Regions from separate parts of the Mus musculus genome. Here all the other regions are linked to region 5. Evidence: chromatin loops called from intact Hi-C (ENCODE). Cell type or tissue: heart. All regions are shown on one strand. Region 1 overlaps Hmgcl (3-hydroxy-3-methylglutaryl-Coenzyme A lyase). Region 2 holds the start of Lypla2 (lysophospholipase 2). Region 3 overlaps Asap3 (ArfGAP with SH3 domain, ankyrin repeat and PH domain 3). Region 4 has its middle 5.1 kb from the start of Cnr2. Region 5 has its middle 12 kb from the start of E2f2. Region 6 has its middle 16 kb from the start of Rpl11.

Evidence for each region. Peaks named below come from ENCODE experiments on the same cell type or tissue, not always from the same donor. Only the 100,000 strongest peaks of a DNase experiment are listed, where the experiment ranks them.
Region 1: a loop joins it to region 5, with 2.2 times the contacts of the local background. A loop is called at or near these places in 9 of 42 quality-filtered maps.
Region 2: a loop joins it to region 5, with 2.1 times the contacts of the local background. A loop is called at or near these places in 7 of 42 quality-filtered maps.
Region 3: it touches region 5 in a loop (2.3-fold over the local background); 4 of 42 quality-filtered maps call a loop at or near these places.
Region 4: a loop joins it to region 5, with 2.2 times the contacts of the local background. A loop is called at or near these places in 2 of 42 quality-filtered maps.
Region 6: it touches region 5 in a loop (5-fold over the local background); 41 of 42 quality-filtered maps call a loop at or near these places.

Annotation. Positions count from the first base shown.
Region 1 is chr4:135,958,885-135,962,884 of GRCm38, reverse strand. Hmgcl (3-hydroxy-3-methylglutaryl-Coenzyme A lyase) reads right to left here. Exons shown (of 9, transcript NM_008254.3): 7 at 2,720-2,908; 8 at 1,977-2,102; 9 at 217-776. The coding sequence ends at 675. Among named protein-coding and RNA genes, the nearest start is that of Gale, 2.8 kb to the left of the region's middle. In heart, CTCF peaks have their summits at 1,746 and 1,952 (motif pointing right); DNase peaks (open chromatin) are centred at 504, 2,014 and 3,405; H3K4me3 peaks cover 304 bases; H3K27ac peaks cover 625 bases.
Region 2 is chr4:135,970,926-135,974,925 of GRCm38, reverse strand. Lypla2 (lysophospholipase 2) reads left to right here and starts at 2,332. Exons shown (of 10, transcript NM_011942.1): 1 at 2,332-2,408; 2 at 3,961-4,000. The coding sequence starts at 3,989. In heart, a CTCF peak has its summit at 2,131; DNase peaks (open chromatin) are centred at 1,395 and 2,285; H3K4me3 peaks cover 1,964 bases; H3K27ac peaks cover 2,943 bases.
Region 3 is chr4:136,237,859-136,241,858 of GRCm38, reverse strand. Asap3 (ArfGAP with SH3 domain, ankyrin repeat and PH domain 3) reads right to left here. Exons shown (of 25, transcript NM_001008232.2): 13 at 3,635-3,683; 14 at 3,340-3,527; 15 at 3,127-3,260; 16 at 2,873-2,967; 17 at 2,501-2,678; 18 at 1,656-1,741; 19 at 1,393-1,508; 20 at 786-853; 21 at 594-704; 22 at 291-486. Among named protein-coding and RNA genes, the nearest start is that of Tcea3, 8.1 kb to the left of the region's middle. In heart, a CTCF peak has its summit at 2,040; DNase peaks (open chromatin) are centred at 2,038 and 2,548; H3K4me3 peaks cover 881 bases; H3K27me3 peaks cover 4,000 bases.
Region 4 is chr4:135,888,112-135,892,111 of GRCm38, reverse strand. No RefSeq gene overlaps it. Among named protein-coding and RNA genes, the nearest start is that of Cnr2, 5.1 kb to the left of the region's middle. In heart, a CTCF peak has its summit at 2,040 (motif pointing left); a DNase peak (open chromatin) is centred at 2,001; H3K27ac peaks cover 248 bases.
Region 5 is chr4:136,158,110-136,162,109 of GRCm38, reverse strand. No RefSeq gene overlaps it. Among named protein-coding and RNA genes, the nearest start is that of E2f2, 12 kb to the left of the region's middle. In heart, CTCF peaks have their summits at 1,786 (motif pointing right) and 3,397 (motif pointing right); a DNase peak (open chromatin) is centred at 1,859; H3K27ac peaks cover 922 bases.
Region 6 is chr4:136,067,815-136,071,814 of GRCm38, reverse strand. No RefSeq gene overlaps it. Among named protein-coding and RNA genes, the nearest start is that of Rpl11, 16 kb to the right of the region's middle. In heart, a CTCF peak has its summit at 1,699 (motif pointing left); DNase peaks (open chromatin) are centred at 264 and 1,724; H3K4me3 peaks cover 342 bases; H3K27ac peaks cover 1,965 bases.

The sequences.
Region 1 (4,000 bases), 200 kb after region 5:
CCCTGGGGTTCACTGGCCAGCCAGCCTAGTCTCCTTAGCTAGTTCCAGACCAGTAAGAGATCTATCTTCCTGATCTATCTTCCTGCTCTGGAAACAGGCACGTTCTCAGAAGCGAGTCCTAGGGTGTTCCCCACAGCAATGATTTCCAGTCAGTGGTCTGGGGGCTTGGGTGTGGCGATGGAAGAGATCCAAAGATGAACCAGCCACAAAACCTTCCCTCTTCCCTCAGAGCAATTTTACTCCTCCACCCATAAACACACGTTTGAATGTTATATTAGAAAATTAAACCTTTAATTACATAAGCTGTTTTCAAAAAAATCACACACAGAGTGGAGATTTCGTTGGCAGATGACCACAGATGCAGATCAACCCCCACCATTCCAGCAAATGCTCTGCTGGCATAAGGGGAAACTGCTCTCTGTCCTCAGAGGTAGAACAAAGGCCCTGCGGCGGTGGACATCAGCTCTGTTGGCAGGCAGACTCACCCAGGGCCATCCCAAGCAAGTGCTTAGGCACAGCTCTGGGGAGCTGGCCCAGGCCAGGCAGCTCTAGCCCTTATCATCAGGGACAGGGACCTCTGTGATGCCGGCTCATTTGCTCTCATTCCATCTCTTCATCCAGGAATCATTGTATACACCCAATTCCCTCCGTTCTGGTTCAGGCGAACGAGGGTCTCAGAGCTTGCAGGTGGCCTGTGCCACTTTGGAACTAGTTTTTCTGTTAAGGGCTTGACAGATGAAGTCCCCAGCTTCTAGAAGTTTCTGGAGGTTCACACCCTTGAAGAAGTAAGGAATAAAGTAAGGCAAACAGACCATAGACAGCTGTTGACATGGGAAGGGGAAGATGACAGCAAACAGGCCCCTCCTGCAACAGTTGTGACCACTGTCTGGGGCTGTCTCCAGCAGGCGGTTTGTGGAAGGGACCTTATTAGTGGTGTCCCATCTCCATGTTCAGGGTCCAGCCTGCCCCACAGGAACTGTGATGTCCATTCGTTGGCCTTTGTGTCTCTTTCCCTGTGCTGAGACTGTCCCCAGACCATTGCTAATGCTAGAGAAGGTCTCACCTACTAGACCACTCCCTCACCCAACTCGACTGTAACAGTAAGTCCAATCTGCTAGCCGGCCATTACTGAGTGCCAAGCACGCTACAGTTTCTTCTGATGCTACAGATTGGTCCAGGGTGTCTCCACTGACCTATGCTTCTGGCCATGCGTTTTCTTAATCCTGTGACAGTGGAGAGCACACGCACCGTTGTTACTCGGGTTTACAGAGATGAAATACTTGGAAGTCGAGCAGCCGGGGTGGAAGAGATCTGGGCTTTCAACCATCAGACCTCAAAGCTGAGATGTAGTGTGACCTCTGTGCCACCACCGAGGTCCCACAGAGTCCAGTGGAGCCCTGTGTGGCTAATTTCACAGTGTGCCCTTGTTCATAGAGAAAACAGTCTGGGGGAAGTGACTCACTGCAGGTCACAAAGCTGCCCCCTCTTAGGGCTCCTTCCACTTTCTGGGGGCCTCCTGCGACTGAAGTGTGGATGTCACCCTGGGATCTTGGCCTCCTATGCTCATGATCATATCCAAGCAGACCAACCTCTCTTCTGCCACGCTGCTTCCTCTCTGTTTCCTCTGCCGGAGACCTCTCTCTTCATTCCCTTTTTTGGTTGGCTCATTCTCACCCTTGGGGTCTTAATCTCCTCCCTCTAAGGCCACCAACAGAGCCTCTCCTGCTCAGGCCCTTGTCTACTGGTTATTAATACACACACCCCAGGCTGCTCTGTCAGGACTTCAAACCCCACAAGGGCTCCTACTCCAGATTGCTCACTCTCACCTCTCCTAGATAACTCTCAGAAACAGAAAGCTTCCACAAGCCCTGCTTAAGCTCCATCAACCCTAAGCATGCCGGGCACATCAGTCCATGGACTCTAGGTAAGCCCTGGGTAGTTGAGGGATGTCACCACCAGGGGGCAGGCTGGCTTACCGTGTGAATCCCTAAGCCATTCAGCATGTAGACCAGGTCCTCAGTAGCCAAGTTCCCTGATGCCCCTTTTGCATAGGGACAGCCTCCAAGTCCTGCCACAGAGGAGTCCACAACACTCACACCCATCTGGAAACATAAAGACGGTGAATGGCGGCTGTTGCCTGAGGAGCCGCCTCCTACACCTCCTGCCCCAATGTCAGAGGAACCCACTGAGGGTCAGAGCTTCTCTCCCTGGAACACAGTCTCCTCTGTGGCACTGCTCTCCCTGCTGGAGGACTTCCTCTACCCCTTTATGGTTGGCTCCTGACTCAATTTCACCCTTTGGGGCTCTCCTCAGAGAGGCTCGCTCCTCCGGGCCACCAGTCTAGCCCCTCCAGTCCCAGAGTGGTAGATCCTAGGTACAGCTCTTTTGGGGGGCTTTATTTTGAATAGTGTCAAAGAAATGAGAGGTTGGAGAATTCTCAGAAGGATTTGTAATGGGCCAGCAAGATGGCTCAGAGGGTAAAGGTGCTTGCCCCCAAACCCGATAACCTGAGGTTAATCCCCAGGCCTTACATGGTGGAAGGGAAGGACCAACTCTAAGTCTCTCAGTTATGTTCTGTGGGAAGCCATTCCCTTAACCTGTGTGTGCCGCCATCTGTGGCCTCATAGACATCTGCCTCAATACTTTATTAATAAATACGATGAAATGGTACTTCCCTGCCCCATGCCCTCTGGGAATATGGGCGCACGGCTTTCATTACCTGCAGGGCCACCAAGGTGTTGGCCAGAGCTTGACCATAGGTATCATGGCAGTGGACAGCCAATGCTGTCACAGGCACTTCATGCATGACAGCAGTCAGCATGTCTTTCATGAGTCCTGGGGTACCTACGCCGATGGTGTCCCCAAGGGAGATCTCATAGCAGCCCATCGAGTACAACTTCTTGGCAACCTGGAGAAGTAAGCAGATACTTAATAGAGGAGCCCAGAGCCACCAGCATGTGACACTGGGGCTCTGAAGCAGGGACTCTGCCCATCAGAGGCGCTGTGTTCCTCTTGGACTCTACCCCGACAGTTTCAGTGGAAGGGACCAGCATTACCCAGTGGCTGCAAGACTGCGCTCCAGAACCAGCCAGCACCTCCAGCAGCCCCAGCCTCAGCCCATTTCCTTCTTCCCCATGCTGACTGGAATCAGAAGCCCGTCCTCCAGAGGGAGGTGGATCTGTGATCTGTAGGTCTAAGGTACTAGTTTGATACTTCAGGAAACACAGGGACTATGTAACTCTTTGGAAGCTCATTTGCAATTGGCTGGCTCACTGCAAATCCTAAACTGCCAACTGCTCCCTCATCCCCATGCCTGGCCTGAATGACAAAGATGACCATCCTGATAAATGACCAGGTGATGTACCACCCTCCACCCCTGCCCATGTGCCTATCAGGTGACAGTAATGGCAGGGCCCTGAGCCCATGTTCCAGTCCGCACTCTGCTGTTCACTGGCTACCTGCTTTGGGAGGTATAGCTTCTGTGAGCTTCAATTTCTGCTTCTAGAGACTGGTGATGGGCTATAGGGAGGTAGCCATGGGGGTGGGGTGCACAGACCAGGGCACAGCAGCCACCCGCCATTCCTCTACCTGGATGCCACATGGTATTGGGGAGAAAGAAAAAGGATTCCATGGGACACAATGGGCTGAGACCCAATCTGCCATCTGTACCCAGGGTGGCGAGTGACTTACTTCCTCAACTATACATGGAAGAGCAGCATTAAGTCAGCAGCGGGGTTTTCTGGATGAAATGGCCCAGGTTCCTCACACTCAGTCCCTATGCTGGGTCTTCCTCCGTGGAGCCCGGGTTGCTAGTCAAGAGGATGAGTGCGCTCTCTAAGCTACTCCAGGGGAGCTGGGGTTCCTGGGGACTACCACACTGGAGATGACGCCTTAGCTGATGAGACTGGAAGCTGGGCTGGGGCTTTCAGGTGGGCTAGAGACCTGCCACGGAGGTAGCCTGTGGGGCAGCTGGGCTGGGCTCGCAGTATATGAGTGAGTG
Region 2 (4,000 bases), 190 kb after region 5:
TCCGGAGGATCCTGCCGCTTTCTCTCAATCTGGAGAAACGGGCTTTGGTTGTTAGGAATCGAGGTTCTGAGGTACACTAGAATGTGAACAGTGCTCTGTGCCCTCAGACTCGCTCCAACCTGCTTTTCAGAAAATCCTCCAGACTAGAAGGGCTGCTGGTGAGGGTGTAGCTCTGGGACAGTGCTTGCCTAGAATGTGTGTGGCCCTGGAATGGGTTTCTAGCATCCAGAGAAGGGGCTGGAGAGATGGCGCAGTGGTAAAGAGCACCGGTTGCTCTTCCAGAGGTCCTGAGTTCAAATCCCAGCAACCACATGGTGGCTCACAGCCATCTGTAATGAGATCTGATGCCCTCTTCTGGTGTGTCTGCAGACAGCAACAGTGTACTTAAATATAAATAAATCTAAGGCCCTGTGGGTAAAGTGTTTGCTGCTCAAGCCTGACAAGAATTCCCAGAATCAGGCTGAGAAGCCACAGGACACTGCACATGTCTGTGATCGCAGTGAGCTAGGCAGACAGGACATTGCCCTCAAGCCCTCGGGCCAGCTTGGCTGGAGTACACAATACAACAGCAAACCAGAGACTGCCTCAATAACCGAGTGCTGGGCGTGGTGGTCCACACCTTTATTCCTAGTCCTTGAGTGGCAGAGTTGGTACATCTCTGTATGCTGAAGGCCAGTCTGGTCTATGTAGCCAGCTCTGAGGACTGATGTCTTGAGTTCGTACTCTGACGTGTGCTCAAAACATGGATGCATGTCATTCACACGCAACACCCAACACATTACAATACTAGCTCATTTGTTCCACTAGCTCATTTGTAGCTCACAGGTAGCTCCTGGAACTGAGCCTGAAGATTGGAAGCGTCACTTGCCACTGTGGCTCATGTGAAGAAAGTACAGGGGCTGTATTCATCCACGGACCAACCCAGCAGGGTTCTGCAGGCACTGGGGCTGGTTAGCTGTGTTGCTTTCTTCTCGGTTTTTATTCCTCTTTCTTTTGTGATATCCGTTTCTAGGTCTTTGGCTTGCTGTGGTCCCTTGATCTCCATATTCTAAGCACCATCCCATGACCTGAATACAAGAACAAGCTGCTTCTCTGTCAGGAGGGAGGTGTTTTTGTTGATTGCCCAAGCTTGTATTGCTTTGGGTTCGCAGGGTGGGAAAAAAACAAAACCAAACAAAAAAACTAGTGTAGGTTAATCTGGAAGTCCTCTGCAGCTGAGGGGACCCCTGTGACTCATTTCCTGTTTTCTGGTCCCTAAAGGTTCTCTACAATTCAGTCCTTCAATTCAGCTTGTCTCTCAGCCTGGACTCCAAGTCCAATTTTCACTTTACCAGTGTGACTCAGTGGTGACCAAATGAAGCCCTTTTGTTCTTAGCTCACAGCTGGTGGCATTTTGTGCAGCCTGCAAGGCATCACTTGTCAAGGACAGTGCCGAGCCAACCCTGCCAGTGTGTCAGTATCCTGATACGGCCTACGGACTTTCCCAGGGTCCTTCTTCAAGTGGGTAAGGCCTCTCACACTGTGATTTTAGTGTTCAAAGCAAGTTTACGTGGCCTCCTTGAAGCTTAACAGCAAAGTGATGAAATAGCAGGTGGTTATTATCATTTTATAGCTGAGGAAGCCGGTCAGGAAAGAGAGATCACAGTGTAATCTTGAGGTCGATATATATTTACTTCCTTCCCCAAGCCTTAGCTTCCTCATCTTTAAAGATAAGAGTGGAGGACGGGGTGAACTCAGGTCTTTTCAGGTCAGGGTGTATAATGCTACAGCTTGAGAAACAGTATGGAGGGTAAACAAGAAGCAAGACGAATAAAGAGACAAATCTAAAGTACGACAGGAGACGTGTGGCTAAAAGCATTCACCAGTTTTGAGAGGGAAGCCAATCTCTGAGACTTCACAGAGTTCCACTAAAGTAACCATTTCACTACCTAAGCATACGATACTGCGCACTGGAGACCTAAGCAGTGAACTGTATCTTAATGAAACAAGACAGTGGGGAACATCCAAGACCACACCTGGAAGTGCACCCTGCTCCACGGGGATGGGAAGACGGCTAACTTTATGCTAAACAATACTGAGGAATGCCTCTCCTCCAGGACGCAGGTCCACCAGGAGGGCTTAGCTGGTAGGACATCTGGGAATCCAGTGCCATGTCCAGACGCTGTAGGTGGCAGCGTCGCATCACAGGGAGTGGTCCCACTGTGGGCAACATGGCAGCTTCTACCTGGAAAGCCGGACTCGCTTCCGGGTTCCGTACTGCTGGCCGGGCTACTTCCGGCAGCAGGATGGCTGGGTTCCCGGGACTGGAACGGAAGTTCCGGCGGGGGCGGCCGAGGGGGAAGAGTGTGTGCCTGTGCGGGAGAAAGGGGAGAATCGCCCGAACGGTCTCGGAAGCCACTGGGAGTGAGGTATCCAGGCGTTCGCTCAGCGAGGCTGCGAGGGTCCCGGGGTGGCGGTGGGGAGTGGCCGGAGGGCGCTGTCCAGTCCCGGGACGGCCGGGCCAGGGGCTGCGCGCGTGGCGGGAGAGCGGCTGCGCGCTGGGCAGTGGGAGACCCCATTGTGGGGCGGAGGCTTTCCAGGGTCAATGCCCCTTTGTGGGCAGGTGCGAGCCGTGGGGCAAGGCAGCAAATGCCACCGTAGGGATGTGATGACCCTGGCTCAGAACCCAAGTTCCCACTGTGGAGAATGGGAGACGACGGTCATCCTTTGGAGAGTGGGAGCCGGGTGGAGTGGGAGTCCCCAGAGCTTAGAAGGAAGGGGATCCTAGCTTAGGGTGTCAGGTGCATTCCCTGTGGAAAGAGGAACCCCAGAGTCAGAGGTGTGGAAAGATGCTATGTGATCATCCTACCGTGAGGAGGGGCAGTCAGGGTCAGAGCTGGAAGGTGGGAGCCAGCGGGAGGGCGGGGCGCCCTTAAGACACTTCAGAGGCAGGTAGCACAAGCTTCCGGAGTTTGGAGGATGCTAAGGATGGGGAGGGGCCAGGCAGCCTGATATTCTTTTGTGTTGGGAGTCCCAACACCTGTTCATTTGGGGACCCGTTTGGAGTCAGTGACAGCAGCAACAGCAGGTAGCCTTGTGGAACTGGGAAAGCTTAGAGCACCAGTTTTTGGTAGAAGATGGCAGAAAGGAGTTTGGCTCTCATGGGACATGGGTGGCTTCCAGAGGCCTCGGGAATTTCTTACTGAGCCAGACAGCTGAGAAGACTGGATAGGGGCTGGATAGGAGGGGAGGAGAGGGAAGATGGATAAGATGGGATGTGGGTGGGACTGAAAGCCTGTTTCCAGCGGTTTTCCTCCAGCTCTCTCTAGGGGCAGGACTCAGGGAAGGGGAATTCCAGGAAAGGGACACCTGAGACCTTGGAAAGATGCAGTTAGCCTTCGGAGACATAGGGGGAAGGCTACAGGGACCACCCTGCCTTCCCTTGCCCCTACACTTCCAACCCCTAAACCCAGTGCCAGCCCACCTGTACCATGCTTAGGCTTTGGGATTGGGTCAGAAACCAGGCGTGCCAGTTCTAGACCAAGTTCTCCTTCTCAGCCTTGGGATGGAGACTTCTTTCTTTCCTTTCTTCCTTCCTTCCTTTCTTTCTTTCTTTTTTTAATTATTTGGTTTTATGCACTTTGGTGTTGTGTCTGCATGTATGGCTGTATGAGGATGTCAGATCCCCTGGAACTGGAGTTACAGACAGTTGCGAGCTGCCATGTGGGTGCTGGGAATTGAACCCTGGTTCTCTGGAAGAGCAGCCAAGGCTCTTAACCGCTGAACCATCTCTCTCCGGTTCCCTGGGGCCAACTTTCTACCCCTCTGCCTGAGATTTCTTTCTGCCTTTACTTTCTCTCTGCTCAGAATCAAACCCCTGTTACTGCCCAAGGCTGAAGGCCTCCGGGCGGGCTTCTTAAACCAGGAAGGCTTCTCTCCCCTGGCTTTGCTTCTAATCTACGACTACCTTCTCTTGTGTAGGCCCAGCCTGCAGGAAGCCCTGCAGTGTATGTGTGGTAAC
Region 3 (4,000 bases), 80 kb before region 5:
CAGAAGCTTAAAAAGTCACTGAACATCTCCATTTCCTGAAGGAAGGGACAGCAACCCTAAGGGAACTTTGATGGCAGGATGGTCTTGCCACCCTTCGCTCTGCTGTTCTCAGGGTCTCAAGGAACCCAAGCTGGCCTTGAACTCCTGACCCTCCAACCACCTGCTGAGAGCTGAGATTACAGGCACGGGCTGCCACCCTTAGCTCTGCCATGCACACACAGCTCAGTGCCCCACATAGCGGTCTCTCAGTGAACGGCTTCATCATGATACTTCTGGGAAGCCAACTGTACCTCCACTGCAATGTCCGGCTCGCCCGAGGACTATGGTCCGAGAAGAGTTTTTGATGGGCAGGGGTGGGGGACTGTCCTCACTTTGGCTCTGAGTGGTGGCTGGTCCCGGGGTGGCAACGGTCTCATAGGTCTTGTTGCTGATGTCCAGCCTCACACTACCCCAGCAGGCCTGCGCTGGGGGCTTCGAGGGGCAGTGCTGCGGAGACAGGGCCACTTTGGTTTCCACAGTCAGCCTTCCTCTTCCCACAGCAGGCCCAATATGGCTCCTGTCTGGTACAATCGAGGGGGAGGGGCTGACCCTACCTTTTCTTCCTCCTCCTCCTCCTCACTGTCAAAGCCGTGTTCCATGGAATGTCCCCAGTGGTAGTCCATATGCAGAGGGAAAGCAAGCGTCCCCGCTTGTGCCTGCTCCAGCTGCCAAGAACAAAGGCTTGCGTGTCAGAGGGCCGGCAGGCTGAGGAAGGGTTAGAGGGCAGCCTCTCCGGTCAGACTCACCAGCTCTTCACATTCCTTGTGCTGTCTGTTTCTGGCTATGTCCAGGGCTGTCTCTCCAGCATCATTTACTGTGAAGGGCAAGTCCAGACCATGGTCAGATCAAGGGGACGCTGCAGCTTAGAGATTAATATGGGCCTTGGAATCAGATTGGCTGAGTATGAAAACTGGTTCTCTGACTTCCTGTATGGTCTTAGGTGGTCTGCTTAGTACCGCTGGGTCTTAACTGTCTCATTTAAATGAATAGGATACATGAAACTCTCTCTCCAGGCTGTGAGGATTGGCTGATTAACAGTATATAGATCACTTATCATGGGACCAGATACATGCTATCTAGTAAGCAGGCAACAGTTACATCACTAGAACCCAGATTCAACTAGAATTTGCTTTGTTCCCTGTACACTAGCAGGCTTACTAGCTCTGTGAAACTCCCATTTTATAGATGAGGAAGCTGAGACCCACTGAATGACAACCCCGGAGTAGGGCAGAAGCAAGCCAGGGGGAGTATGCCTGCATAAGGTGTGCTTGCTGTCAATGCTCTGGTCTGTGAGGGCAGAAGGCCCCATCCGCAGTGGTCAGAAAGGAGTCTGGAGGAGGTGTAGCGACGCACCTGCCCCCACGGGAGCCCTTCCTCTTAGCAGCAGTTTGAGACAGTCTAGCTGGCCGTGGAGCGCCGCGCAGTGCAGGGCGGTGTTTCCATCTGCAGCTTTGGCATCCAAGTGGCCACTAGGAGGAGGGGGTTGCAGGGAGGTTCCAGGAGGGAAACAGGCAGGCAAGGAGTAGGGGTGGGGGATCCCCAGTCCCAGGGAAAGAGAGAGGTGGGGCAAGGAGGGAGTCGGGATCAGCGAGGGTTGATGGCAGGCAGGCTCTCACCCATTCTGGATGAGGAAGTCCACTATCGGCAGGGAAGCATGGCTGGCGACTCTGATGGCCAAGTGCAGGGCGAGCTCTCCTGGTGCCTGGACACACACATGGCTGAGTTTCCCCTGCCACCTGCCCTCTTGATCCCTTGTTGCCCCAACATCTCTGTATATGATGTCATCAGGATGAGATGTCTGGATAGACCCTCACATTAGGGAAGCGTGGGAAGGCCCAAGCAGTCTTTTTATGGCTTCCTTCAGTGGTTCCCAAATCTTAATCTGGCCGGCCCTCCCCTTTTCTCCCACTTCCTCACTGAGGTCTCTCTGGCCTCCTGTTCCCTAGCTTGCTGTGCTGCCCACATCACCCAAGTGCTCAATCAAGTGCTATTCCCCCACTGCCCACTGGGGGGCCTGTGACGGTTTCAGTTGTACAATTCAGAGCCATCACAGTCTCCTTCAGTGCTGGCGACAATGCAGAGCCTCATAGGCAAGCTCCCGACCCTTAATCACCGGGCTACATCCCAGGCCAGTGACAGCCAGCTGTTTTGTTTTTAAAAGATTGCCTTCGTTTGTGTGAGCCTCCATGCGGGTACTGGGAACTGAATGTCAGTCCTCTGAAGAGCAGCCAGTGCTTTCAGCTGCGGAGGCCACTCTCCAGTCTCATAAACATTAAATGTTTGATCAGTCACAGGAATCCTACTGATGAAATCCTTCCTTCCTATCTCATGAACGTATCACCAAAATCTAGTGGCTTTCATGACTCTAATCAAACCTGGCCTTCCCAGCTTCCAAGGCTAACCCATTTTACAGACAAGGAAATAGGACTCCTCAGAAGCCCCCTGGGGGAGGGGCTCTCACCTGCCCATCAGGCCCTGGCAGCAGCTGTCCGAAGTCCTGCCCATTGGCAAAGGCCTCCAGGACGGAGAGGAGGTCCCGGCTGCAGATGGCTGTCCGTAGCTTCTGGGGATCTGGTGTGGAATGGCGTGCGAACTTGTGTTCTACATACTTGGCTACAATGTAGTTCCTGCGGCTGCTCCTAGGGAGACAACAGACAATCACCGGACCTCAGAAAATGTTCTACATAGTAACTTCTGGAACCACTCTCCAGGTGAGTCTGGTGTCCTGCTAACTTCAGAGGGCTCCCTTCTCCCCAGCCTTCTGACACCAGATCCCTCTCAGACCCTGGATACTGGGGAGCTAGCAAACCCCAACTTCTGAAACCATCCGTACATGTCACTCTCAGCAGAGGGTTTAGGGCTGCCGTGGGAGGGCAGGTGGGCCTCCATGACTTCATTGAAGTGGGAGTTTCCGATGTTCAAAGCCAGCTGGAGGCACAGCACAGCAGGAGCGGGAGTCAGCGAGTAAAATCACACGTTAGGACAAGGACATAGCTCCTGGCAAGGTTCACCCTTCAAAGTTTAGTCCCTCCCTACAGTTCCCTAAGCCCCGCCTCCAGGCCCCCTAACATTCTCTCCCGCTCTCACCAGCAGCTCCGAGGGGCCCAGGAGGTCCAAGGTGAGCGATTGAATGCGGGAGAAGCGCACGCCCAGCTCCCGGTGGACACCGGAGCACTGGATGCAGGTGAGCACGCCCAGGTTGGTGCTGAGCCACGTGGGGTCTGCAGAGGGGAGTGGTTGGAGCCTCCATCCCAGAGTCCCGGTCTCCAGGCCTCCCACCAAAGCTTCCCCACCGCTGACCTGCAGCCCCACAGTCGCAGCAACGGTCATTCCCTGGCCTGCTCTTCACCTCAGCGACAAGCATGTTGGTTAGGTCGTGGGGCTCCGTATCCAGTCGGGTGCCCCAAGACCACTGGCCGCCACTGGGCTCCCCGTGAAAGGCATTGCTCAGGGCTTCGTCCTTGCTATTCTGCAGCACTGACACCCATCTGTGCGGATGGAATGGGCGGGTTGGGGACAGGAGACTGGGTGTGGATGAGTTCCCGGGCCCCATGCGCTGCCCATCCCCCACTGCTGGCCCAGAACGGGTACTCACGCCTCACACTCCTGCTCGTCCTCTGCATGGAAGTGGTAAGTGCGGTTGTCTGTCGGGGAGAGAAAAGGACGTCAAGCCCACAGATAGTTCAGGCCTTCCCCAGGACAAACATCTGTGTGCCCCGGAGATCAGGCCCTCCTAAGTGAGCGTTACCATCTTCATATGTCATCTCCAACATAGGACCCCCCCACACACACAAGGCCCTCTGTATGATCCAGGCTCAGTGCACAGCACACACCCCCAGATCAAGCACAGCATGGCTCTCACCTCCAGACTCACCACTCTCTCACTCTCTCATTTCCCTGGTTCCTTCCTTTCTCCCTTCACCTAGCCCTACCAGCTCCCAGGCTCTCATGTCTACGGCTC
Region 4 (4,000 bases), 270 kb after region 5:
ATCGTGAGTTGGATCCCAGACATTGGACAGTTGGAGATTGACTTTTGCTTTTGATTGTGACTGTGCCCTGATATTTTCCCTCTTGAAGGAAGAAACTGTTTTAGTGGAGCCCACAGTTAAGAGACTATTAATTGTAAAAAGACTTTGAATTTTAAAAGAGATGGATATTTTAAAGAGATTGAAATTTTAAGAATATGTAAAGAATCTCTGAATCTCTGAAACTGGAGTTAGAGGTGGTTGTAGGCTGTCATGTGGGTGCTGGGAACCCAACTTAGGTCCTCTGAAAGCGCAGCAAGCTCTCTTAACTGCTGAGGCATCTCTCCGCCCCTCTGCTACTCCATCACCACCTCCTGGGCTCTCTCTGGTGTGATAAGTCACTTCCTTCATCTGGTCTCAATTTCCCCATTCCTGGAATGAGGAAGTTGGAGAGAAAAGGTACCTTTAAAACCTCCACACACATCTGAATCACCCAGGGACCTGACAAACAGATTGCTGGCCCTGACTCTGACTCTGACTCTGATTTCTGGCTGGAGGTGGGAGGATTGGGTCAAGAATCTGTGGAGAGAGGCTAGGTACGGCAACCCCAGGAGGTCCGGACTTCTCTGTCCTTAGGAAGCAGGTAAATGGAGGAAAGTTGGTTTATATCTCAAATGGTCAAGTGCTGGGCAGCCAGAATCAGTTCCCATGGAGACTGTCTTTCATAACAGATTTCTTCTGGGGGGAATAGCAGGATTTGTAGGGTTTTTTTGTTTTTTGTTTTCCCATCAGGAAACCCTCCACCAAGAATGGGTGGAATCAATCATCTTTGTGGCCCAGGCCCTCCTCCAATGGCTGGTGGATGAGGAAGGTAAATGTCTGTCCTGAGAGGTAGACAACTATGGAAGGAAGCCATCAAGCTGTGAAGAGCAGCTCATGCAGGAGAAGATGGTGTCTGGCCAAACAAGGACTGCTCTGTGTCCTCACAGATGAATGAGGCCATGCTGGGAATTCCTTCTGCAGGATCTGGCCTGACTGATATGCAGTTCTATAAATGTACATGTTTGTCACCTTATATTTTTGTATAGTTTACTAGAGTATTAATATAGTTTTTGGTTTTGGTTTTGGTTTTTCAAGACAAGGTTTCTCTGTATAGCCCTGGCAGTCCTGGAACTCACGTTGTAGACCAGGCTGGCCTCGAACTCAGAAATCCACCTGCCTCTGTCTCCTGAGTGCTGGGATTAAAGGCGTGAGCCACCACGGTTTAATATAGTTTTAAAAAGTAAATGTTTTTAGGTCGCAAAACTTGATTCTTTATCTTTATATGATTATACCCAAAATCTTTAATTTTTTTGTTAAAAGATTTATTTATTTATTATATGTAAGTACACCATAGCTGTCTTCAGACACCCCAGAAGAGATTCAGTTATCATTACAGATGGTTATGAGCCACCATGTGGTTGCTGGGATTTGAACTCAGGGCCTTCGGAAGAGCAGTTGGTGCTCTTAACCACTGAGTCATCTCTCCAGCCCACCCAAAATGTTTAATCTGGAAGAGATAAAGACCTTGTATTTAGTACTGGAAAAGAAGAAGGAGGAGGAGGAGGAGGAGGAGGGGAGAAGAGGAAGAAGAAGGGGAGGAGGAAGGAAGAAGAAGAAGAAGGGGAGGAGGAAGGAAGAAGAAGAAGGGGAGGAGGAGGAGGAGGAGGAAGAAGAAGAAGAAGAAGAAGAAGAAGAAGAAGAAGAAGAAGAAGAAGAAGAAGAAAGAAAGAAAGAAAGAAGAGAGAGAGAGAGAGAGAGAGAGAGAGAGAGAGAGAGAGAGAAAGAAAGAAAGAAAGAAAGAAAGAAAGAAAGAAAGAATCTACATTCCTAGCCAGCTCCTAAGTGAGGCCCTGCTGCGGGCCTTGAGCCCACCTCAGGTCACGTGGTCAATAAGGGCATCCCAGCATCTCCCCTTTGTATCCTGTCCACCTGGCTGGGTCCACTCAGAACACAAGTCCTCCCACTCCTATTACAGTGGATCACCCTGAGGGCTTCGTACTGTGACGTGCTGCCATCTACTGGCTGTGGCTGAGCTGTTTAGGCCCCAAGGGGTGTGGAAGGAGAGAATTGGCTTTGTTCAGCTGTTGTTCTCTGATCTCTACATACACACACTTGCACAAGAATAAGAAATCTTCTGATGCAAAAAACAAAGAAAGAAATAAAAAAAAAGTAAGTGGTAGAGAGAAGTGTGAATACAAGATAAATGCATGTGTCTCATGAATATTCTCTTTGACCAGACTTCAGTTCAGGGTCCTCGTATTTTCAGCTAAGCTTTGGCCTTGGCTCTGCCCTACTCTATCGAGTATTAGCAGAGAGCACTACAGGAAGACTCCATGGTGCACACTTGTCATGACAGTCCTGGGGTGGTTGAGGCTGGAGGATAGCCTTGAGTGGGCCCCTGTCTCAAACAAAGAAAGAAGCCTGGTTGTTCCTCCCATGGAGTTCCTCACACTCTCTGGAGTTCTTTCTTACATCTTCTCAATACAATTAACTCTACTTAAAACCAAACAAAAACAATCGAACAAATCCTGTGGTCCAGCATGGTGGCACACGGCTTTAGGCTTTCATCCCAGCACTCAGGAGGCAGAGGCAGGCAGATCTCTGTGAGTTCGAGGCCAGCCTGGTCTACAGAGCGAGTCCAGGATAGCAAAAGGCTACACAGAGAAACCCTGTCTTGAAAAACAACAACAACATCTTACTAAGTCATGGTCTCCTAGACATTTGACCTTTGACATTTGACCTTTGACATTTGAAACTCCTTAGCTTTCACCTCGGAGGTGAAAACTCCTGGCCTGCCATTAAGCCAGAGTCAACTGACCTTGGTGTCTTCCCTTTTTAACTGCATCTACAGACCCCTTGTTGAGCTTCTAGGACCAAAGCCTTCCTTTGGCCCTTATTGTATCTAAGGGTTGAGTCTATTTCTCTCCTCTTGCAATGGTATTCAAGGAGAGGTCACCACAGCCCAGTGCACTGGCCCCTGCCTAAGTCTCTAGAGGCTGAGGCAGGACAGGGTCAGTGCCAGGACCCAAGAGAGAGAGTTCACCGAGTAAAGACCCTTGGTGTACATACCTGGTGATCTGAGAGAGGGAAAGAGAGGGGGGAGCGGGGGAGAGAACCATCCGGAGGGCTGGACTGGGTGGGGCATACATTTAATCTACTCAGGAAATGGAGATACACCGATCTTTGTGTTCTAGGCCAGCATGACCTACAATAGTGAGTTCCAGGAAGAGGCGGCCATGGAAGAAAGCCACGTCAAACAAAGTACAGGTCCTACTCAAGTGTTAAGGGAACTGGGTGAGAGGGAGGAGATCCTTGCTACCATTTGCTGGGGCACAGGTTCTGGGTAGGAGCCACTCTGTGCGTGTTGAGCTGGCTGGAGAAGTTCTGGAGAGGCCTAGCTCGGGCTTCCTGGAACGGGAAATGGATGGGATCACCACGTCGTTCTCCGTTCTCCATTGCAGGCTTAGGAGACACACACCTTCCCTCTGCCGTCCCCTGCTTACACGCTTACACGCGTCACGGTGAACCCTCCACGCAGGCAAGCTCGCCCTGGATTTCTGTCCGTGCGCACGCACGTCTGCACTGGTCGGTGCTAGCAGAGGAGCCTGCTCAGGCTCTTCATCCTCTCTGCTGAGCTCTGGTACCCTGTCCTCCGGCCCCATTTGTCAGTCCAGCCAGAATCCTCCTTCCCCCTGGTGTTTCTTTCATGGTTCAGCTTTCTCCCACGGCCTCCTCTTCCTGGAACTCACTATTGTAGGTCATGCTGGCCTAGAACACAAAGATCGGCCTAGCTCCATCTCCTGATCAGATTAAAGTTATGCCCCACCCAGTCCATCCCTCCGGACGTTTCCCTCTCCCTCCCCCTCCCCCTCCCTCTCTGTGTTGTGGAGGTCAGGGGACAGCTCTTTGGAGGTGTTTCTAGAAATGGGCTCACTGCTTTTCCTGTCTTGGCAATCTTTTCCTGATGCCATACATTCCCTGC
Region 5 (4,000 bases):
AAGAGCACTAGTTGCTCTTCCAGAGGTCCTGAGTTCAATTCCCAGCAACCACATGGTGGCTCACAACCATCTGTAATGAGATCTATCGCCCTCTTCTGGTGTGTCTGAAGACAGCTACAGTGTATTCATATACATAAAATAAATACATCTTAAGGAAAAAAAAAAAAAAAGAAAAAACACCGGATGTGGTGACGCACGCCTTCAATCCCAGCACGCGGGAGGCAGAGGCAGGTGGATTTCTGAGTTTGAGGCCAGCCTGGTCTACAAAGTGAGTTCCAGGACAGCCAGGGCTATACAGAGAAACCCTGTCTCAAAAAACCAACTAAACAAACAACCCCCCCCACACACACACACACATACACAAACCCAGCTGTGCCTTATGCTTCAGAGCAATAGAAGTAAAACTTTGGAGTCGATGTGGAGTCCACATGAAGGTGAGTGGTGGAGTCCCGGCCTGGCACACACAACGCCCTGGAGTAGTGTCACCTGGAGTAGCGTCACCTGGAGTAGCGTCAAGCGCTGGCCCAGTCTGAGCAGATCCTTGATCTCAGCCTCCAACAAAACCAAGGTGGCCCCAGTTGCCATTGACTTTAGGCAAAGGGCTTGGAAAGAATCAGGGTGTGGGAGTTGGAGAGATGGCTCGGGACCTCTCATCTTCCGGAGGTCCTGAGTTCAATCCCCAGCAACTACATGGTGACTCACAACCATCTACAGTGTGATCTAGATCCGATGCCCTCTCTGGCGTGTACGTGTCCATGCAGATAAACACATATACATAAAATAAATAAATCTTAAAAAAAAAAAAAACGAAACAAAGAGCAGGGCATGGTGGCATATGCCTTTAATCCCAGTACTCAGGAGGCAGAGGCAGGCAGATTTCTGAGTTCAAGGCCAGCCTGGTCTACAGAGTGAGTTCCAGGACAGCCAGGGTGAAACAGAAAAACCCTGTCTCAAAAAACAAAAAACAAAACAAAACAAAACAAAAACAACAACAACAACAACAAACAAAAAAAGAAAGAAAAAGAAAACGAAAAAACAGGTGTGATGATCAGTACACAGATTTACTCCCAGCCGTGGGGAGGCAAGTTCTCTGTGAGTTCCAGAACAGACAGACAGCCTTTGGGATCTCACTGGTGTTGGGTGGTGATGGCTAAGGCCCATCCCCAGAAACTGACAATGACCCCGGTTCACACCATCCTGCTGTATCTTCGCTGGACACCAGTTCCATAGTGTGGCTGTTTACGTGCTCTGCCTGCCTCGTTAGATTAAAGATGCTCCCTGTCCAGCTCCACGCCTCCTGTCAGGCTTCGTCTTCACAAGGGGAAGGGGGAGTAGATGTTAGCCCCTTGATAGAAATAGTTTCGGGCCACTGACCCAGTCTCTGGAGCGTCGTGTCTGGGGGAAAATACTGAGTCAGGGCCCTGGAAGGGCCATGTGTCACCTCGGAGGCTGACATTCTCCTGCATTTCCTTCTCCAAGGCCCCGGGAGAAAGAACCTTAGCGTCTACCTTAGTTTTTCCCTCTAACCCACTTCCCCTCCTACAGCAGGCAGGTCACGGCAGGGGCCAGTATTTTGAGTTAATACTGTTTAGGTTGACACTCTTAACTGCCTGGTTTTTTTCCCTCTTTGAATATTCTCTGGAAGCCTCCGCTTAAGCCTTCATAAGTAGGATAAGAATTCCCACCCCAAAGGGTGAGCGAGCCTAAGATCTAAGAGGCACGGGCATCAGAAACAGTAGTTACATAACCAGGAAGACATTTCTCTCTCCAGTGCAGCAGCTGACAGTTGCACCAACGGGCCACAAGAGGGCAGTCACACACCGGAAACCTATGCTATCACAGTTAATATGTTGGATTCTATTGAGCCTTTTCTCTCTGCCAGTTGACCCTGGGATCAAGGGCATTTCTCATCACCTTGGAACCTTAAGCTGACCCAGAAGGCTTGAAACTTAAGGCCTAAGCAGTATCAGTTCTGCTGGGGGAGGGGACTGGAGGGGGATCCAGCTGTGTCCCATTTGGAGGTGGCAGTGGGGAGGGGGGTTTGGCAATTACTAACAGTTCCCCTCCCGCAGGGGGCTGGGACACAGCTGCAGGGTGTAGGGGGGTGACTGGGAGGGCTTTGGAATTGTCTCCCTAGGGGTTTCCATGGCTACAGATTGATGGAAGCAGCCCACTAGGCTAGGTCCTTTATCTATATTGTCTCCCGGGGAGACAATGGGCCTTGGGGGTTGCTGGGCTGTATGTATAGATCATAGCTGCAGCCTGGCCTTGTGTGCCCTCTCTGTGAGCCCCCTGACCCCTAGCTGCTGTGGCTAAAGGAGGTGGGTAAGGGGGGCAGTCTTTGTAGTCAGCCTTGCCTTGGGGTACCACACTGGTGCACCAGGGACTCAGTCAGTTCATAGGGCCATGGGAGTTAGACCTAAGGGTCCCTAACAGTAAGACCTAGAGGCCTCCAGGGACTAAATAAAAGGCATGCACCGGAGAGGCAGAGGCTAGCTTTGATAAGCTCACAAGCTGTTCCCTCCCTCATAGTGTGACTGGGTGACTTATTTTACCTACCCGAGTCTCAGCAACCTTAACACATGAGGACCACACCCATTTTATTAAACTGCTGTAGAAGATGTCAGGCCTACAGACAGGAAGGAGCGCAGAGTGAGTCCAGGAGTTCAGAGAGGTTGGAGCATGCCTTGGGAAAGAGCATTGGCCAAGAACCCTCTCTCCGGTGCCCATCTGTGACATGGGGACTTAGAAAGCTGTAAGGGGTGAAACGTATGAGCTTATACAAAGTTCTTAGAAGACTAAGGGTGTAGTTTTGTCTTAGAGCTGTTGCTTAGAGCATACAGGGTATTACTTTGATACCAGACATCAGATTAAATAGCAATAACTTTTTTTTCTGTGTGTGTCCCTGTGTCCATCTGTCTATCTGTCCTGTCCATCTGTGTGTGTATTCATGTGTATATGTATGTGTATCTGTGTATCTGTGTGTCTGTGCATGTGTGTGTGAATGTCTCTGTGTGTGCATGTCTGTATGTACATGTGTGTACATGTGTGTGTATGTGCATGTGTGTGCGTGAGTGTGTGTGTGTGTGTGTGTGTAAGTCAGTGGTTGACATTGAGCGTCTTTCTCAGTTACCATCCACCTTTTTAAAAATTATTTATTTATTTTATGTATATGTGTATACTAGTTGTCTTAAAACACACCAAAAGAAGGCATCAGATCTCATTACAGATGGTTGTGAGCCACCATGTGGTTGCTGGGAATTGAACTCAGGACCTCTGGAAGATCAGTCTCTCCAGCCCCAACTTTTAGCTTTTTAAAATTTATTTGACTTCTATGAGTGTTTTGCCCTTCTGAATGCATGTGCACAACATGAATACCTGTTGCCGGCAGAGGTCAGAAGAGAGCATGGGGGTCCCCTGGAACTCAGCTCATTGGGAGCCACCATCTAGGCACTGGGAACAGAATCTCTGCAAGAGCAAATGCTCTTACCCGCGGAGCCATCTCCAGCCCACAGGTATTTATTTTGTGTTATTGTTGTTGTTGTTGTTTTCCGAGAGAAGGTTACTCATTGAATTGGAGCCTGCTGACTCTCGTCAGACTGGGTGACCGGCAAGCTTCAAAGATCTTTCTAGCTTTGGATAGAGCTCACCCAGAGCTGAGGCCACAAGGGTGCCGCCCTGGTATCTATACAACTTTCTCTCTCTCTCTCTCTCTCTCTCTCTCTCTCTCTCTCTCTCTCTCTCTCTCCATCTTTTTGTTTTGTTTTGTTTTTCGAGACAGGGTTTCTCTGTGTAGCCCTGGCTGTCCTGGAACTCACTTTGTAGACCAGGCTTGCCTTGAACTCAGAAATCTACCTGCCTCTGCCTCCTGAGTGCTGGGATTAAAGGCATGAACCACCACCGCCCGGCTTTTTTTTTTTTTTTTTTTTTAATTACATGTAAGTACACTGTAGCTGTCTTCAGACACACCAGAAGAGGGCTACAGATGTCATTACAGATG
Region 6 (4,000 bases), 90 kb after region 5:
CCACTAGCATGTGTCGTGGGGGCCACAGGGTACACAAGAACAGGACACTGTCAGCCTCTCTCTCTCAGGCAGCGTTTGAAGGAGGTAGGGGACTGATATCCTTTAGCCCTCCGCCCCCGTGCGTCATGTGACTGGGAAGCAAGAAGAGGGTTGAGAAGGCACAGTGTGGTGACACACATCACATATTGAAGGTCAAATGAAAGCAGATTTAGCAGTCTTGTGGAGCCACTTCCCTGGATCTTGTGAAGTGGGTCAGAGCGCCCCTGGTGGACATACATGGAATGACAGTCTGCCCACCTGATGGTAGTGCTTTATAGCGCTGGATGCTTGCTAGGCTTGAGTTCTGCGCTGCACCAAGCTTGTGCCTTCATCTTCACGTAATGCTCAGACCTTTCACCCTGCGCTCCGTGTTGTTGTCATGGTCACTTTACAGGCCAGGGAACTGAGGCAGAGAGAGGGAAGGTGGTGGATCCAGCCAGGCTGAACTCTCACCTGCCTATCAACCAGAGCGTCACGCCCCTCCTTCGCTTGCATACGGGAAGGCTGGCTAAGTAAAGGAGGGGATTGGCCGGGACTGAAGCCTAAGAGCCACTGATCTCAGCTGCGGGGAGGACCTGGATCTCATTGCAGCAGAGCAGAGAGCACATTCTTAGGAGGAGGGGGATGAGGTCACAGGTGTTATCTTGAGAGGAGAAGGGGAAGAGAAAAACCAGTGGGGGAAGGGCGGGGGTGGGGAGAGACCATAATATGTGTGTATTTGGAGGGACGACAAGACAGGAGGATAAGGCCAGGGCAGCAGGCTCTAGGCGGTCCCTAGCTAGATTCACTCAGCAAACCTTTGGTCGGGTCCTGATAGAGCACTCAGGAGAAGATGGAACCACGTTGTGGAGAGGCCGGAGATGGGAAAGGAAGGAAGGGACCGGAAAGACCCTGGTTGGTGATGAGTGTGGTGAGCCCATGAGGGTGGCCAAGCACTGGGCTCCAGGAGCAGCTGAATAAAAGTTCTGTGGCTAGCCTCAAACTGCCCGTGTAGCCCAGGCTAACCTTGGCCTGCTCTGCTACCCCCACCTTCCCCAGTGCTAGGATTACCCGGTGTGTGCCACCACACCCAGCCTGAAATAAAAGGATTTTGGTCAACCAAATCTTGAGCCCAGCTTGGTAAACTTACTGAAAATCATGTAATTGCATGCTTAGAATAAGCAAGTGTGTTCTATAAGTTCTACTTTGTTATCTTTTTCTTTTTTTCTCTGTTTTTTTAATGCAACGGGAGGCGAGGAGACATGGAGTCTAAATGTTTTAGAGGCTATGATTCCAGAAAGGGCGAACATTCCAGATGGAGAGTGAGGGAGAAACCAGGCACCTGGCTGGAGGAGCCTGGCCTCACTGTTGGGCTGTGGTGAATCTGAACTGAGCAGACTCTTGTGCCAGAAGACTGTCTGCCTCAACCTCTAAATTTGGAGCAAATATCCCTCTCAGGGCCAGCCTCACTTCCCACACGGGGAATGTGAGACTCAGAGGGGTCAAGCAGACTACCCAGTCTCACGAGCATTAAAGGACAGAGGCGGAGAATGAGGTGCAGTCCAGGGCTGTCGCTCCAGAGCTTGGGCTCTCTGACTTCCTTGCTGCAGCAAACGAACAAGTCCTTGTAGAGGTTCCCGTGCGAACCCCGCGCTGGCGCTTCGCTGGTGCCTCCTGCTGGCGGAAACGTGGAGTTGGCAGGAGGAGGGAAGCGCTGACTTCTAGACGTGGCTCCCCTGGCAGTTTCCTCCCTTCCAGCATTGCCCAGAGGCTTGTAGTCAGGACCAGTTGTCTAGCTGTCATCTTTCCAACGCGGAGATCGAGGGACTTCTCAAAAATGACCCAGACGAGTAGAGAAAGACCCAGGTTTCCTGGGACCACCAAGTCAATCCCAGGGAGTTTGTTATGCTGCCCAGGGTCCCTCTCAAACTGTGTGTGTGTGTGTGTGTGTGTGTGTGTGTGTGTGTGTGTGTGTATGAATATACATGTGTAGATAGATAGATAGATAGATAGGATCCTTTGGAGCTGAAAGACATTACTGATGTGGGTGTCTTCAGTTCCACAGATCAAACCCAAGGCTTTGTGCATGCTAGGCAAACATTCCGTCACCAGGTTCTTTGTGTTGTGGGGGATTTCTTCAGGCTCCTCTTTCTGACTTCATACTGTTCTTTTATAGCCAGAGTAACCAAATCTCAGCGTCATGACAGGGTGTGACCTTTCTGGCTCACAGAACCAACCCAACCCCAAACTCTCCCTTCATGGTCTAAGCTGATACCAACAAGCCCAGCCTTATCTCATCTCTCCATGTTGTTTCATACTGGCTACTCGGCAGCTGTGTGTCCTTGCCGAAGTCCTTCAATCTCTCTGTGCTTCCACTCTGTCATCTCTGAAGTGAAATAAGCACCATCTACTTACCATGCCTGGGTGTGCAGGGTGGACAAGGGCCTGGGTGTGCAGGCTGGACAAGGGCCTGGGTGTGCAGGGTAGACAAGGGCCTGAGTGTGCAGGTTAGACAAGGGCCTGGGTGTGCAGGGTGGACAAGGGCCTGAGTGTGCAGGTTAGACAAGGGCCTGGGTGTGCAGGCTGGACAAGGGCCTGAGTGTGCAGGCTGGACAGGGGCCTGGGTGTGCAGGGTAGACAAGGGCCTGGGTGTGCAGGCTGGACAAGAGCCTGGGTGTGCAGGGTAGACAAGGGCCTGGGTGTGCAGGGTAGACAAGGCGAGGAGGACCCTAGGTACAATGCCTGGCACTAGGACACATTAGTATCTTGTGTGTGTGTGCATGTGTGTGCATATGCATACATATATGCACATGTATATAGTTTATATGTGTTTACATGTTTGTGTGTGCATGTATATGCATTGTGTGCATATGCATGCATGCATGCATGTGTGTGTGTGGTGTATGCATGTGTGGGGTATATGTGTGTGTGCCTATGTGTGTGTGCCTGTGCATGCGTGCATACATGTGTGTATATAGTGTATGTGTGTGTATGCATGTGGGTGCCTGTGTGTATGTGTGTGTCTTTGCTTAACTCTCACCTTTTTTCCCAACTAAAAACAAAACAGGAAGCAACAGGCCAACAGCTTGCTTTAATAGTTTGGGGTGTGGCTGGGCAGTAACTCACTTGCTCCTCATGTGCAAGGCCCTGGATTCCGTCTCTAGCAACAAAAACTAAAACACAATAAGGCAAAATAATGAGTAATCACGCGAGTCAGGACCCACTGGAGGAAAGCAAGAAATGACCTGGAGTTCACTAGAAAAGTTATAGTAGATAGTTAATAGGAAAACCACTGGAGGGTCTGGACACACAGCTCAGCATGTAAGGCTTCCTTCCACCAAGCCTGGCATTGAGGTCCATCCCCTGGACCTACACGGTGGAAAGAGAAAACCCACTTCCAAAAACTGTCCTCTGACCTCTACACACATGCACAGCATGCATGTGTCCAGAAACACATGTATACCGCACATGAATAAGTGTAAAAAGAAATTTTTAAAAGATTAATAGAAAATAGTAGACAAATTAATAAGGGATTGTTTATTAATAGCCTAATGCCTGAGGAGGCCAAAAGAGGACAAGGAATCCTCCAGGAACTGGAGTTAGAGATTGTTGTGAACCACCATGTAAGTGATGGGAACCGAGCCTAGGTCCTCTGGAAGAAAACCAAGTGCCCTTAACCACTGAGCCTTTAATTAAAAGCACTGACTGCTCTTCCAAAGGACCTGGGTTCGATTCCCAGCATCCACGTGACAGCTCATAACTGTGAAACTTGAGTCTGGCACCTTCATACAGACATACATGCATACATGTAGGCAAAACACTAATGCACATAAAAATAAATCAATCTTTTTTTAAACCCTCTTATTTTATTGTTATTATTATTATTATTATTATTATTATTATTATTATTATTATTATTATTATTATTTTAGACAGGGTTTCTCTGTGTAACCCTGGCTGTCCTGGAACTCACTCTGTAGAC